2 separate regions of the Homo sapiens genome follow, and region 2 is linked to region 1. The links are chromatin contacts, found by Hi-C or POLR2A ChIA-PET in ENCODE. All regions are on one chromosome and are shown on one strand. The core of a region is the stretch at or near the end of the contact, and the rest is flanking DNA. Distances in the headings are between cores, read along the strand shown. Region 1 holds the start of DEDD (death effector domain containing). Region 2 holds the start of ITLN2 (intelectin 2).

Region 1 (7,473 bases), core at 3,279-5,778:
ACTTTCCCCAATTAATGAACACCTTTTCCCTTCAACCTTCTACAGGCTGTTTATTCTTGCTCCTGTAGGAAGGCGTGGCAAGGTATCAGCTTTCTCTTTGCTACCCACTGCTACTTTTAGACCACTGTGCTTCCATCCTCTTGCAAAAATTCTTCTCCCTTTGAAGCTTATGCCATCTGGCTTTACTGCCCTTTAACACCTTTTTTTTTTCTTTTTCTTTTTGTAGTGCAGTGGCAATAATCATAGCTCACTGCAGCCTCAAACTCCTGGGCTCAAGTGATCCTCCAAACCCAGCCTTCAGCACCTATTAACCTCTTTTTGTGCCAACTCTTACTATCATCCTGGGAGGTTTTACAAAAACCCATGAAAAATACAGTTAGTTCCTGACCTCCAACTCCAACGAATACTCCCACTTTCAATTCCTTAATTTCACCATTTCTAGAAAAACAGGTTTTTGTTGATGGCAGCTTCAGGGCCATAGTAAGGACTGGGAGAGGGTAGCATTCTTCTTCTTTTTTTTTGAAACAGGGTCTCGCTATGTCACTCAGGTTGGAGTGCAATGGTGCCATCAGGACTCACTGCAACCTCAAACTCCTCAGTCTCAGGTGATCCTCCCACCTCAGCCTCCCAAATAGCTGGGACTACAGGCAAGTGCACACCCACCTAATTAAAAAAAAATTTTGTAGAAATGGGGTCTCTCACTATGTTGCCCAGGCTGATCTTGAACTCCTGGCCAAAGTATTGGGATTACAGGTGTGAGCCACCACACCCAGCCAGGGTATCATTATTAAGTGTAGTAAGATTGATGGTGCCAGCACTGGCTGGTGTTGACTTGAAGACTCACTGAAAGACTGGGACTGGCAGCCATGATGCATAAGGGCAGAATAGCCTGGGGGTTGTACTGCCCAGTGATACTTGGGGAAAGGTTCAAGATCTGGATTTGACTCTTGTGCCAAGCTTCCAAGAAACCTAGGTTCAGAGGTAAGAGCACCTTTCCTATCAGCTGCCTCTGTGGGGACATCTGACACTTTCAACATCCACCCCCTTGAAATACTCTTCCCTTTGATTCTGTGACAATTATCTCCCAGGTTTTCTTCTTCTTCACTCGCTGTTCCTTTTCAAAGATTCTCCAAGAGCTCTTTTTCTACTTGTGCCTTAAATGTTGGAATTTCCGAGAGCACTCTTCTTAGCCCTCTGCTCTTTTCTGGGGAGCTTATCCAAATCTATGGCTTCAACTACCACCGAAATGTTGATGTTTCAGAATTTCTGGCCTATATATCACAGGGCTTTCTAAAAAGTAGTTTTCTGGCCAGGTACCATGGCTCACGCCTGTAATCCCAGCACTTTAGGAGGCCGAGGAGAGTGGATCACGAGGTCAAGAGTTTGAGACCAGCCTGGCCAACATAACGAAACCCCGTCTCTACTAAAAATACAAAAAATTAGCCAGGCATGGTGGCGTGCACCTGTAGTCCCAGCTACTCAAGAGGCTGAGGCAGGAGAATTGCTTGAACCTGGGAATCAGAGGTTGCAATGAGCTGAGATGTGCCACTGCACTCCAGCCTGGGTGACAGAGCGAGACTGTCTCAAAAAAGAAAAAAAAAAAGTAGCTTTCTGTAAAATAATATGTGCATAATAAAATAATTTCAAGCAATAAAGATAGATGTAAAATGAAAAGTATAAGTCTTATCCCTCCTAGGCCCACTCTTCATAATTTTTTAATGCATGTGTAAATGTGTCATATTTATTCTGTGCTTGCTTTTTTTCTCCACTTATATTTTTCTCTTAAGTTTTAGATCTGTGTATTAAACATGCCACTAGGACATATCTATCTAGCTATCTCACAGGTACCTAAAACTTCTTCACCTTCTTTGGAATTCTCCCTCCTGCAACACCCTACCACTAGTCTCCTTTTTACATCAACACCATGAAAAAACTGTCTTTATACGTTGTGCCTTCTCAATTCAATCTGGTTTCTATCCACCATAACTACAAAACAGCTTTCTCCAAATTTCCTAAATGACCTCCTTGTTGCAGTATCTTTTTTGGGGGGACAGAGTCTCACTGGAGTGCAATTGTGCAATTTCGGCTCACTGTACCTCCGCCTCCTGGGTTCAAGCGATTCTCCCACCTCAGCCTCCCAAGTAGCTGGGATTACAGGTGCCCGACACCATGTCTGGCTAATTTGTGTATTTTTAGTAGAGATGGGAGTTCCACCATGTTGTCCAGGCTGGTCTCGAACTCCTGACCTCAGGTGATCGGCCCACCTCGGTCCCCAAAGTGCTGGGATTACAGGTGTGAGCTACCACACCTGGCCTTTTTATTTATTTGTTTTATTTACAAAAAAACCAAAGTCTTGTTCTGTTGCCGAGAGTGCAGTGGTGCAATCTTGACTCACTGCAACCTCCGCCTCCTGGGTTCAAGTGATTATCATGTTTCAGCCTCTGGAGTACCTGCGATCACAGGTGCGCACCACCATGCCCAGCTAATTTTTGTATTTTTTGTAAAGATGGGGTCTTGCCATGTTGACCACACTGGTCTCCAGCTCCTGGTCTTAAGTGATTCACCTGCCTAGGCTTCCCAAAGTGCTGGGATTACAGGTGTGAGCCACTGTGCCTGGCCCTTGTTGCAATATCTGATAGATACATTTTATTTACTTTATTTTATTTTTTTGGAGACAGAGTCTCACTCTGTCACCCAGGCTGGAGTGCAGTGGCACGACCTCAGCTCACTGCAACCTCTGCCTCCTGGGTTCAAGCGATTCTTGTGCCTCAGCCTCCCCAGTAGCTGGGACTACAGGCGCGCACTGCCATGCCTGGCTGATTTTTGTATTTTTAGTAGAGACGGGGTTTCACCATGTTGACCAGGCTGGTCTCCAGCTCCTGACATCAGGTGATCTGCCCGCCATGGCCTCCCAAAGTGCTGGGATTACAGGAGTGAGCCACAGCACCCGGCCTATTTATTTCATTTTTTTTGAGACAGGGTCTTGCTCTGGTGCCCAGGCTGAAATGCAGTGGCGCGATCTCGGCTCACTGCAACCTCTGCCTCCTGGGTTCAAGCAATTCTCATGCTTCAGCCTCCCAAGTAGCTGGGATTACCGGCATGTGCAACCACACCCATCTAATTTTTTTTGTATTTTTAGAAGAGACAGGGTTTCACCATGTTGGTCAGGCTGGTCTCGAACTCCTGGCCTCAAGTGATCCACCCGCCTCGGCCTCCCAAAGCTAGGATTACAGGTGTGAGTCACCATGCCCGGCCCTGATGTATATATTTTAGTTAGCATTTTACTATATCTCTGTTACACTAAACGCTTTCACCAGTTTCCTTGATAGTTCTCTATGGTTTTCTTCTTTCCTTTCGGTTTGCCCCTTCTCAGTGTTCTTTTCGGCTTCCCTCATCCTATCCCGCAAATGCAGGTATCCTCTCCAGCCCACTTCATGGCTTCAACAGCTATCTATATGCACACGCACACACACCTCAAACCTTTCTTTTGAGTTCCCAACCCACATTAGCTAATATCCCAGGGGCACCTAAAACTCATTATCTCCCCCCTAAACGAGAAAGAAACTGGTATCATTATTCCCCAGTTGTCCAAGTCACAACATTCGTACCTCTTAAACCAATCTGTATCTCCCCATCCGCACTCTCCCTTCCACAGGCAGACCATCATCATCCTTGCCTGGAAAAGAGCCTCACAACTGCTCTCCTTGATTCTCCTCAATTCATTCATCCTTCACACTGCACGCAGCGATCTAAAATGCAAATGAAATTGTTCACACCTCTGCTGAGATTCTTCAAAGACTTTTCATTGCCTTAAGGATAAAAATCAATTAATTTACAAGGCTTCGCATAATCTGGTCTTCCCCTATCTATTACCACTTTCTTAAGCCACACCAGAACGTACCCGCACCATCCTCCCCACCCCCAATTCCCAACAGCCCTACACGGATCAGCTAGGCGACACTTCCTACAGGAAACCGGCGTTCAAAAGGTAAATGCTGAACAAATGAATTCCGAGACGGGATCTGGGCACCACTTTCGGCTCCGGATCCGGGTTTACGGAACGTCCGGGTTATCAGGAAGCTCAGAGGAAAGGTGAAATCCAGATCTTGACCCTTCACTCAAGTTCGCCAGACAAACCGATCCCCGTGGTATTCCGCCCTTATGAGTCATGGCTGCCAATCCCAGCCTTCCAGTGGGTCTTGAAGTCGCCACCAGCCAGCTGTGGCGCCACCAATGTTTCCCATTCAAGAATGCTATCCTCTTCGATCCCTTATTACCGCCCTAAGCAGCCGTCAAGACAAACCGGCGTTGCCAGCTTGCCCCAAAGCAAGATGGCTGCCAATCTCTATCTCTCCTCCCGAAGTGAAGCTATCCACTCCCCGATTAATGCCGCTGCCAGGCTGCCCTCACTTACTATGGCTACTCCGGCTCATGTCTCACTATGGCCTCGAAGCCGCCACTAACCGGCCGGGTTCCGGGAGGCGCCGTTCAGGATGCAGCCACCCCCGCCCGCCTGTCCCCTCCCCCACGGCCGCGGCGGCGGCGGCGGCGGCGGCTGCTGGAGCCCGGATGCGGCGCCGTGAGGCAGGCCCGGGAGAGCGGCGCGGATGGATCCAACATGGCGGCGCCGAGCCTGAGCCGAGAGTGAGGCGGAGGGGCGGCCGGAGTGGGGAGAGGGAGTCGAGCGGGACGGGGCGGGGCCGGGCGGGGCCGCAAAGGGCTTGGGGAAGGAAAGTGGAGGGGGAGGCGGTGGCGACGTCCAGCCTGAGAACCTCAAGAGAGGGAGGTGACGGGACGCTGAGAGGTGGGGGAGGGGAGCTGCCGAGGGGGGCGTGCAGGGGAGATGGCAACTGCGGGAGAGGGCAGGGGTCGAGACGGAGGAGTGAGGGCATGGGGAGGGGCGTAAACAAGGGCTGAGACTGGGCCCAGCCAGGGGTATTAGAGAGGCCGAGGTGGGGAGTGGGGCTGCGATCCGCTCGTATTGAAGGGGGTAGGAGCAGGAGGGAGAGGCTGAGGGTGTGAAGGGGAAGGGGGCTGTGGCATGTGGTTGGAGGGAGGACTGGACTCTGATGAGGGGTGTTGCGAGGAGGTGGGTAAAGGTCAGAATTGGAGTTAAGACGTTTCTGGGGGGCTTCGAAAGTGTTAAATTGGAGGTGGGAGGGGGAAGGGCCTAGGGGAGAATTTGGGTGGAAAAGGAGAGAACGGAGGCTTGGGGAATGGAGAGAGTGTCGGTGGGAGGAGGTAATGGAGAAAGTGAGAGACTGGGAGGAAGAAAGTTTGGGAGGAAGGGGAGTGGAATGGGAGATAGGACAGTGGAGCTGCACGGGTGATAGAGGTTCGGGGGTTTCCCTTTCCCCGGTGGAGAGGAGGAGAGAACAGAGTTAAGCAGCATCAGTTGCAGCCAATTCTAATTGCCAGGCCCTTAGCTTTTAAGAGGGTGGGAAGGGCAGAAGGGAATGGTCATGTGGGTTTGCAGAATTGGGGTTGGATGAGAATTCAACTGGGTTTGTTTTCCAAAAGACTCCCTAGCTTACTGTTCCCTTGTTTTTCCTGCTTGGGAAAATGGGGAAGCCGGTGTCGCCCAAGTGTGGAGGAGCAAAGGACTTTTCTAGTTTTTAGCATTAGCAATACAAGAGTGGGGGAGCAGACATGGCTATATTGGAACCCTATATGCTAAGGTGGAGGCTCTGGAAGTCTGAGGAGGGAAAGAGAAAAGATAGAGTGGCATCTAGACAGGTTAATTAAATGAGTGCTGTAGTTTCCAGACCCTTTTGCTGTTTTAAGTCTGGAAGGGAGGGGGTAACATGGATACTGTATGTAGAAAAACTTTTCCCTGGTGAAACATAGACGTATGAGTGGATGCTGCGCCATTAGATATTTTGTTCTCATTGTGTGCTAGTTAAGGGAAAGGGCCAAATGTAGAATTTGGAGGATAGTGCTGGTCTGCTGTAACCACTTTCCTCCCAGTTTTTTCTAAAGGTGAAAGTTAACGTTAATATTGTAACAAAATAGGAATAAGGAATTGTGGAGGAAGATGAGAAGCTGCCAGAGGGTAATTGGTTTTCCCAGAAGTTCTTAAATTTGGGAGCTGTCTTGCCGCAAGCCATTGAGACTGGAAATTCTTGGAGTTGGTATTGTTTTTGTAAATTGACTAATAGAGAGTTAGGGAAGCCTGGAGACTTGTTGGGGGTGAGTTCTCTAAATGGTTTTAGGCTTGTCTGTGTACTTTTGCAACGAGATTGTCTAATTCTATGGGCCTCTGAGGTTTCAAAGTAAAACTTGAAAATTAATTATTTTCCCCTCCTTATTTGTTTTTGTTTTGCTGCTGGCTGTGAAACTTGTGCTAGGAAGAGACCTGGGAAATTAAGTTTCTTGCGGAGGTAAGTCTGGAACTTTTTTATTGTTTTCAAACAATGGAAGGGAATGGAAATAGCATGGGAGTTATTTTGAGGTTGGGTCCATTAATGAGGAGGAGAATGCCAGGGAAAATGAGTTATCATTCATCCATCTGAGTGCATGAGATCTGTTGTAATCACTGTCTTTAGTTAATTGGAGATAGGAGGTGAAAGAGAAGGAGATTTAGATGTCTTGGGACAATCCCCCAGCTTTGGTTTGTTATTGTCTAGTCTTCTTGGTCAGCTCTGAAACATTTTTTTTTTTTAACATATGGAAGGCTGTATTCTAGTACATTGTCTACTAAATGTTGCCCTTGGAGGGTTGCTGGGACACCTTCCTTCCGTGGGAAACTTTTCCTCTAACTTTCTCTTTCAGCTGTTGGGGGGTTCCTGGCATCCTTCTTTTGAAAACATACTATGTAATTCTGACTTCCAGATATTTGATTACATTTCCTATCCCACCAGCAAGAATGTACTCTTAACCATCTTTAAGATTTTCTATGTAGTTTTAATTTAAGTTTCAAGATACCACTTTTTTTTGTAGTTCTTCTGCATGACTTTTCCTCTGAGGACTTCTGAGAGAGTCAGATATCTCTTAATTCTATGAAATTACAAATATCATCCCTGTTCAGAAAAGATGACTGTCATTTTCATTTCAAGACAGCACTCTTTTTTATTTCTTTCATGTCGCTTTCCCCTAAGGGCTTCTGAGAGAGCCAAGTACCTCAAAAACTACAGATATTCCTGGTTGGGATGAGACCAGACTTTGCTTGGAAGTAGAAACATAGTAGAGAAGGACCAATCAGGAGGAAATCCTGAAGATACCTATAGACTGTTGGCCCTTGGCTGACTTGGACTTCTCTAAAGAAAAAAGCAAAACTCCAGGAAATACAACAATTCCTCAGAATCAATTATTCTTGGGAAACTGTAGGGGAGAATTCATGTGTTACTATCTCAAATACAGCCAGACCAGTCAGTGGGATCAGGACTTTCTGTGTGCTGGAGTTTCGTCTCTTGGTATTTGGCAGTGTTTCAGATACCAAGACTTGAGTTAGTTCTAATTTTCTGTTCAGAGGGT
Region 2 (7,389 bases), core at 1,272-3,771, 180 kb after region 1:
AACAGTGTCACTGAGGTCACTGAGACACCTGGAGACATGTCCTGGTCTGGTGCCCATCATGGGAGCAGTGAGGCGTTTCCCTTCTCCAGCACCCTATGAGGTGGATGACTTCCATGCCTTGAATAGCAAGAGATGTGCCGGAGGCCTGGGAGTGAGAGGAAGCAGTGCCTTAAACACCAGCAACTTGTCCCGACACCAGATCCAGCATCAGAGGCAGCAGGGATGCCAAATCATACGGTTGGTGTTCAGCTGTGGTGTGTGCCTACTGTGGTTTCAGTAGGCAGTGCTGAAAGGAGTCAGGGTGGGCTGGGAGTATGTGTGGAATGGAGAAATGTTTGTTAGCACACACAAGATGCCCCTTGGGATTATGGACTTAAAAGGGGACCAGAAGTCTCCTTACAATGGGAGGGCATGAAAGCCAGAGAAATTCCTGTCTCATTAATGCTAACTCACCATGACCCCTGGGCTGATGATACTCTAGGGAAGTATCAGTTATGTTAAAAAGAGTTAACAGGCTGGCTCGGTGGTTCACGCCCGTAATCCTAGCACTTGGGCAAGCTGAGGCAGGAGGATCAAGGTCAGGAGTTCTGGAGTAGCCTGGGTAACATGGGGAGACCCCGTTTCTACAGAAAAGAAAAGAGTTTTTTTTGTTTTTTGTTTTTTTTGAGATGGAGTTTCACTCTTGTTGCCCAGGCTGGAGTGCAATGGTGTGATCTCGGCTCACTGCAACCTCCGCCTCCTGGATTCAGGTGATTCTCCTGCCTCAGCCTCCTGAGTAGCTGGGATTACAGGCATGCACCACCACGACCGGCTAATTTTGTATTTTTAGTAGAGACCGGGTTTCTCCATGTTGGTCAGGCTGGTCTCGATCTTTTGACCTCAGATGATCCACCCACCTCGGCCTCCCAAAGTGCTGGGATTACAGGCGTGAGCCACCGCGCCCAGCCCAAAAAAAGAGTTTTTAATAATATGATGTTGATAATTGTACTGTGGTTATACATGACATATTCCTATTATTAGAAAACACACAGTTGGCCAGGCATGGTGGCTTACACCTATAATCCCAGCACTTGGGAGGCCGAGGCAGGTGGATCACGAGGTCACGAGTTCAAGACCAGCCTGGCCAAGATGGCAAAACCCCGTATCTACTAAAAATACAAAAATTAGCTGGGCGTGGTGGTGGGTGCCTGTAATCCCAGTTACTCGGGAGGCTGAGACAGGAGAATCACTTGAACCTGGGAGGCGGGGGTTGCAGTAAGCTGAGACCATGCCATTGCACTCCAACCTGGGTGACAGAGTGAGGCTCTGTGTCAAAAAACAAAACAAAATAAAAAAAACCCATACGCATTTATTTAAAGGTAAAAGCCCATGATGTATGTACCTTACCTTCAAATGGTTCAGAAAAAAATTTTGTGTGTGTGGGTGTATTTTATATACATATATCTATATATATATAGAGAGAGAGAGAGAGAACACGAAAGATAAAGCAAATGGGGTGAAATATTAACAATAGTTGAATCTAGGTAAAGGGCATATATGTGGCTTTATATTATTGTTATTTTTGCAACATTTAATAAATTTCAAATTGTTTCTAAACAGAGTTAATAAAACAATAAAATTACAGCAGGATACATGCAATAATTAGTGTTTGGACAGTGTATAGTGGGACAAAGGAAGGATCCATCAGCTTTGTCTGGTGATGGGGGTGTCAGGGAAGGCCTCATAGAGAAATTGGAGGAAAGATTGGAAGGATGATGTCTTCTTTTCCCATTTATTTATTATTATTATTATTATTATTATTTTGAGGTGAAGTCTTGCTCTGTTGCCCAGGCTGGAGTGCAGTGGAGCAGTCTTGGCTCACTGCAACCTCCACCTCCTGGGTTCAAGCAGTTCTCCTGTCTCAGCCTCCAGAGTAGCTGGGATTACGGGTGCACGCCACTGCACCCAGCTAAATTTTTGTATTTTTAGTAGAGACAGGGTTGCACCATGTTGGCTGGTCTTGAACTCCTGACCTCAGGTAATCCGCCCACCTCGGCCTCCCAAAGCGCTATGATTATAGGTGTGAGCCACTGTGCCTGGCCAATTATTATTCTTAATTAATTAATTTATTTTTCATGAGGTGTCACCTCAGTCTAAAAGGATGATTTCTTGACAGAGTTGTGTCTAGGGGGCCAGGGCATCTGGGGGAGGTGGGAGAGGGAGAACGCAGGGGAGGATTGTGACCTATCCACGAATCTGATTAGATACTGCTACATTGTATGGCCTGCCTTGGCAAAGCAGGATGCCCCTCCTCAGATGGCGACAGTCACCTGTGTGGCCAGGAACACAGCTCCCTGCTCCTCCAGCCAGTCGCACGTCCTTTCTCATTTCCACGGTCCCAGGCTCAGGTACCCTCAGAGGGAAGGGCTTCAGAGGGAGGGGCTAGCAGCCTAGGCTGCTCAGGGTTGGGCTGGGCAGGGCTCAGGTGGTTTGGCTCTCCACAGCTCTCCACATAAAGGGACCAGCACTTCACCCTTCATCAGGATCCTCTGCAGGGGAGCTCCGAGTGTCCACAGGAAGGGAACTATCAGCTCCTGGCATCTGTAAGGATGCTGTCCATGCTGGTGAGAAAAATGTTTTTGATCCATGTGTGTGGGAGCAATGATGCCAGCTCAGGTCTCAGTTTTAGAGATTTAGAGTTTCAGGGAAATGAGCCCATGGCCCCTTGGGTATTTGTAGTGTTGGACAGCCGTGGGGCATATTCCAGGAGGTTTTAGAATGCTCATGAGCCCATCACTTTCCATTTGAGGATTCCTGACTCAGAAAGGTTAGGAAGTAAGAACGAGAGGATGACAAAGGAAGGGCCAGCCAGTGACCTTGTGCATCTTGTTTTTCCTTAGAGGACAATGACCAGACTCTGCTTCCTGTTATTCTTCTCTGTGGCCACCAGTGGGTGCAGTGCAGGTAAATGGCTTCTGAGAGTAGGAGCTGCAGTTTCCTGGGCTCCCCTCTGCTGTGCAGGGCCTGGAGGGAGTAGAGCTGGGCAGGGCTCTGAAGTCAAGGGTCAAAGGGGAAGTTCTGGAGAGGCAGGGAACCCAGGCTAGGCAGCCAACTTGAGGTGTGGACTGGGTGCTGATTTCTGGCCTCTCCTGGGGTCTGGTCTGAAGCAGTCAGGGTGTTAGCTCAGGTATTTCCTAGGGCTTGATTCTCTGCTTCTGTGGCTGTGAGGGGTTCATGGGGTGAGAGAGTAAGAACTGTGTCCCTGCTCAGCTGCTCTTGTGGCCTTGGCCTTGGGATCTCCAGAGGCAGCTGGGTGATCAGTGCTGTGTCCAGGGTACACCCTCCTCTAGTCGCAGAGGAGGATATTGTGAGAATAGAATCCTCACAATTCTATTCTTCCAGTAGGCACAATAGTGATATTTTTTCATTGATACTGGGTTTATTGTTTATTTCAATCCATCAGTTAAAAAAAGCACATTTACATATGTCATCTCATTTGATCTCCATGCGTATAAAGAAGTTATTAATGACATCTTAAAGATGAAGAAAAAGGATCAGAGATGTTAAGTGTCTGCTCAAGGAGGCACTGTCATCAGGGTTTGTCTGGATTTTACCTTGAGTCCTGTAATTTTTTTTTTTTTAGACGGAGTCTTGCTCTGTTGCCCAGGTTGGAGTGCGGTGGCGTGATGTCGGCTCACTGCAACCTCCGTCTCCTGGGTTAAAGAGCTTCTCCTGCCTCAGCCTCCCCAGTAGCTGGGATTACAGGTGTGCACCACCACACCCCAGCTAATTTTTGTATTTTTAGTAGAGATGGGGTTTCACCATATTGACCAGGCTGTTCTTGAACTCCTGATCTTGTGATCCACCCTCCTCGGCCTCCGAAAGTGCTGGGATTACCGGCATGAGCCACTGTGCCTGGCCTGAGTCCTGTAATTTTACACTTTTTCCCGCTCTGCCAGGCTTTTGGAATGATTTCTAGGCTTTTAGACTTATATACATGGCCCTTCATCCACTGGCCTCTGTTAATTTTTCAGCTTTGGTTTCCAGACTTCTTTGTATTACAACATATGTTCCAGCCACAATAAGCGACTGACCTGTAGTTTTTGGCAGGCTGGGCTGGGCTGGGCTCTGTTATTGCTTCAGGCCATCTCATGTGCTTTCTTCTCTTCCTGGGGTGTACTCTCCCCTTTCCTTCCTGTCCTGTAGCCAGCTCCCATTCTCCCATCAAAATCAGCCTGCTCTGAGTTACAGCTGGTCCCTTCCCCAGCAGTTCCCAGGCCTCACCCCCGTTAGTGGGTTTGCCCTCCCATCTCAGTTGGGTCCCTTTCCATGTGCTCCTTCCTTGTAGAATGTAGTCTCTTGAAGAAATGTGTCAAATTGTCTTTGTCCGGTGTCTAGGTAGTTCACACAGTAGGTATTTAATTAAAATTAGTCGAGTGGAAGATTCCAGGTGTTTAACCTATACCAGCTGTTGGATCAGACCGTCTTAGCATAGGGAATCCCTGACCTCCTGGGACTTCAGAGCAGAGTGATGAGTTGATACAGGGGCAGAGATTGGCCAGGAAAGATGGCCTCAGTGGTCAGACTTCTAATGAGACTCATTCTCACATTTTCTAGCAGCAGCCTCTTCTCTTGAGATGCTCTCGAGGGAATTCGAAACCTGTGCCTTCTCCTTTTCTTCCCTGCCTAGAAGCTGCAAAGAAATCAAGGAACGCTGCCATAGTGCAGGTGGTGAGTAATGAACCAACTCAGCATTCTCTCTTTGAAGCCACTTTTTAGCTCAACAGAGCCCAGTCATGGAAATCAGGAGGGACATATCCATATGGAGCCTGTTCTGCCCCCAGCTCCTACTCAAGGAGGTTTCTAGTGGGAATTTTGAGGCTTTTGTGTCCCATTCCAGTCACAAAGTCTTCTGAACACAGAGAGAATGCAGTGTTCCTGGTGATGCTTATGGTGGTGGCAAGAACTGTGATGCGTCTGAGATTTGCCCCTACTTGCCCCAGGTTTATAGATGCTGGCAGAAAACCTGAAACTCCCGAGCCAGAGACAAAGAGCTTTATTAATCACAGAAATAGCAGTAGCCAGAGCATCAGCATTTTCTTGTACTGGGCCAGGTGACATCTGCCCAAGTAGTGGGTTTGTCAAGCTGGCTGACAAATGTGGCTGGCAAGGAAACAACAAACCCTTTTTAGAGCCAGAGAGTTTATTACTCACATAGCTAGCAAGTTCAAGATCGGCAAAAGTGTCAGCTTTTCCCATCCCTTGCCCCACAAGACAGCACAGAAAAGAGGGCGAGTGACAACACAACATGGGCAGTGGCTGAGGAGCCAGTCCATGCTGCCATAGCTGTTTCATAGCCTGTGTACCCTACGGGGTGGGGGTGAGTGAGGCAAAAAGCCTCATACCTCTTCAGAACCCAGGAGATGATGACACAGTTATGACAGCTGTCTCATGACAGCCTCCACGAAAGATGGGAAGGGGGGTGAGAAGTGACCTTGTTGCAGCTCCTCACAAGGTTCCCATCTTTCCATGTTTGGGGAAGACCACAGGCTTTCTGCCAAGACTTAGGTCAGCTGTCCCTATGTGGCCTATGCGCAAATGTGCAAGGTCACCAGGATGCCACCGTGGAGCCAGTCTCCTGCAAGCTTGTGAACAGGAGGGGAACTCTGAGCTTAGGGAAGCTGAATCTTATGAAGTGGGCACAACCTTTGCTCTGAGCTGCACAGAGGCCCTATCCTGCTGTAGAATCAGATGTGGCGTGTGCTGATTTCTGGCCTCTCCTGGCCACAGGGTGGCACTGTCGAGAGGGAGATACCATCTCTGTCTCTTCTAAGACTATTTGCTCTACAAACTCTTTGAAAAGATAGTGTGAAGCCAAGACAGTCAGTGCCTCTGCTCATAGGTGAGCAGAACACAAGATGCATGGAGCATCGTCTTCCAGCAAGTATGTGTTGGAGTCTTCTGAGTGTGCTTTTGACTTCCTAGGGCTTTTCTATTCACGGAGCTGAGATGAACCCTGAGCTCTCAGACAGGGAGGCTCTGGGCTGGTTCTCTCTACAGATGGCCTGTATTTTCTCCGCACCAAGAATGGTGTTGTCTACCAGACCTTCTGTGACATGACTTCTGGGGGTGGCGGCTGGACCCTGGTGGCCAGCGTGCACGAGAATGACATGCGTGGGAAGTGCACGGTGGGTGATCGCTGGTCCAGTCAGCAGGGCAACAAAGCAGACTACCCAGAGGGGGATGGCAACTGGGCCAACTACAACACCTTTGGATCTGCAGAGGCGGCCACGAGCGATGACTACAAGGTTGGTGCCACTTCTCTCCTACTTGGGTGAGGGTGAGGTGTGGAGTGTGGCTGGCCACCAGCCTGCAGGAGGGAGGGCTGGAAGGTGGGGATATGGGGAAGGGCTGGAGAAGAAGAGAGAAATACAGGACTTGAATCACAACTTCCTCTCAACAAGGCTGTTAGGGCCCTGGGTGGTGGTGGGATCATCAGCTGGGAGTGGGGTGTCTGAGCGTGGCTGGCCATCTGCCTACTGATCCCAGAGCTCTCAGCCCAGCTGAGGCTGCACATGTGGACCTTCTGCCTCCTGGTACCTCCTGGCCCAGTCAGGCTCAGTGTCTGTTGCTTTCCAGAACCCTGGCTACTACGACATCCAGGCCAAGGACCTGGGCATCTGGCATGTGCCCAACAAGTCCCCCATGCAGCATTGGAGAAACAGCGCCCTGCTGAGGTACCGCACCAACACTGGCTTCCTCCAGAGACTGGGACATAATCTGTTTGGCATCTACCAGGTACACAGGGCTGCTGGCTGGGGGGCACTTTCTTTGGTGAACAGAGATCGAAGTGTCTAGGGTAGGGGGCAGATCTGTCCTGTGGTTCCACATCACTACTGAGTGGTTGGCTGTTTCTCCTTCCTTTGATTCACTGTGAACTCATGTCTGGCCTCTCAGAAACTCTAAGCCAGCAAGGAAGAGGCCTGTGGGACAGGAAAGCATGGGGAGAAAGAGACAGGGACAAGGGGTTTGGGGCTGTTGGGGAGACACAGCTATGGGGAAAAGCAGTCACTATTATGAGGATTGGTTTTGGGTAATGGCAGTTAATTTGAAACCCCTCCTCCCCCCACACTGTGGCAGCATCTCTACTGTCCTCACAAAACCTTTCTTCTGGGTCTCTGCAGAAATACCCAGTGAAATACAGATCAGGGAAATGTTGGAATGACAATGGCCCAGCCATACCTGTGGTCTATGACTTTGGTGATGCTAAGAAGACTGCATCTTATTACTCACCGTATGGTCAACGTGAGTGTTTGCTCCCTAAGTCCAGTCATAAATATTTTCTTGTACTCTTGGAGAATGGTGGCAAATAACAACAATTAATAATTGCTAGTATTTACTGAGCACTTA

Evidence for each region. Hi-C counts contacts between places; a loop is a spot of excess contacts on that map. ChIA-PET counts read pairs that join two places held with the same protein, here RNA polymerase II (POLR2A). Pooled maps may share reads with other maps.
Region 2: a loop to region 1 is called in a pooled map, with 3 times the contacts of the local background. The contact joins the promoter of ITLN2 here to the promoter of DEDD in region 1. A Hi-C loop is called at or near these places in 8 of 50 pooled maps. POLR2A ChIA-PET finds 5 or more read pairs at or near these places in 4 of 52 experiments (CD8-positive, alpha-beta T cell, MCF 10A, PC-9 and 1 more).

Annotation. Positions count from the first base shown.
Region 1 is chr1:161,129,722-161,137,194 of GRCh38, reverse strand. DEDD (death effector domain containing) reads left to right here and starts at 4,528. Exons shown (of 6, transcript NM_032998.3): 1 at 4,528-4,644; 2 at 6,348-6,380. LOC112543491 (linc-UFC1) reads right to left here and starts at 2,045. Exons shown (of 1, transcript NR_156734.1): 1 at 1-2,045. RefSeq lists enhancers at 4,064-4,373, 4,835-5,658 and silencers at 4,394-4,743, 4,794-5,013.
Region 2 is chr1:160,949,941-160,957,329 of GRCh38, reverse strand. ITLN2 (intelectin 2) reads left to right here and starts at 2,521. Exons shown (of 8, transcript NM_080878.3): 1 at 2,521-2,603; 2 at 2,880-2,943; 3 at 4,597-4,710; 4 at 6,040-6,287; 5 at 6,619-6,777; 6 at 7,164-7,284. The coding sequence starts at 2,589.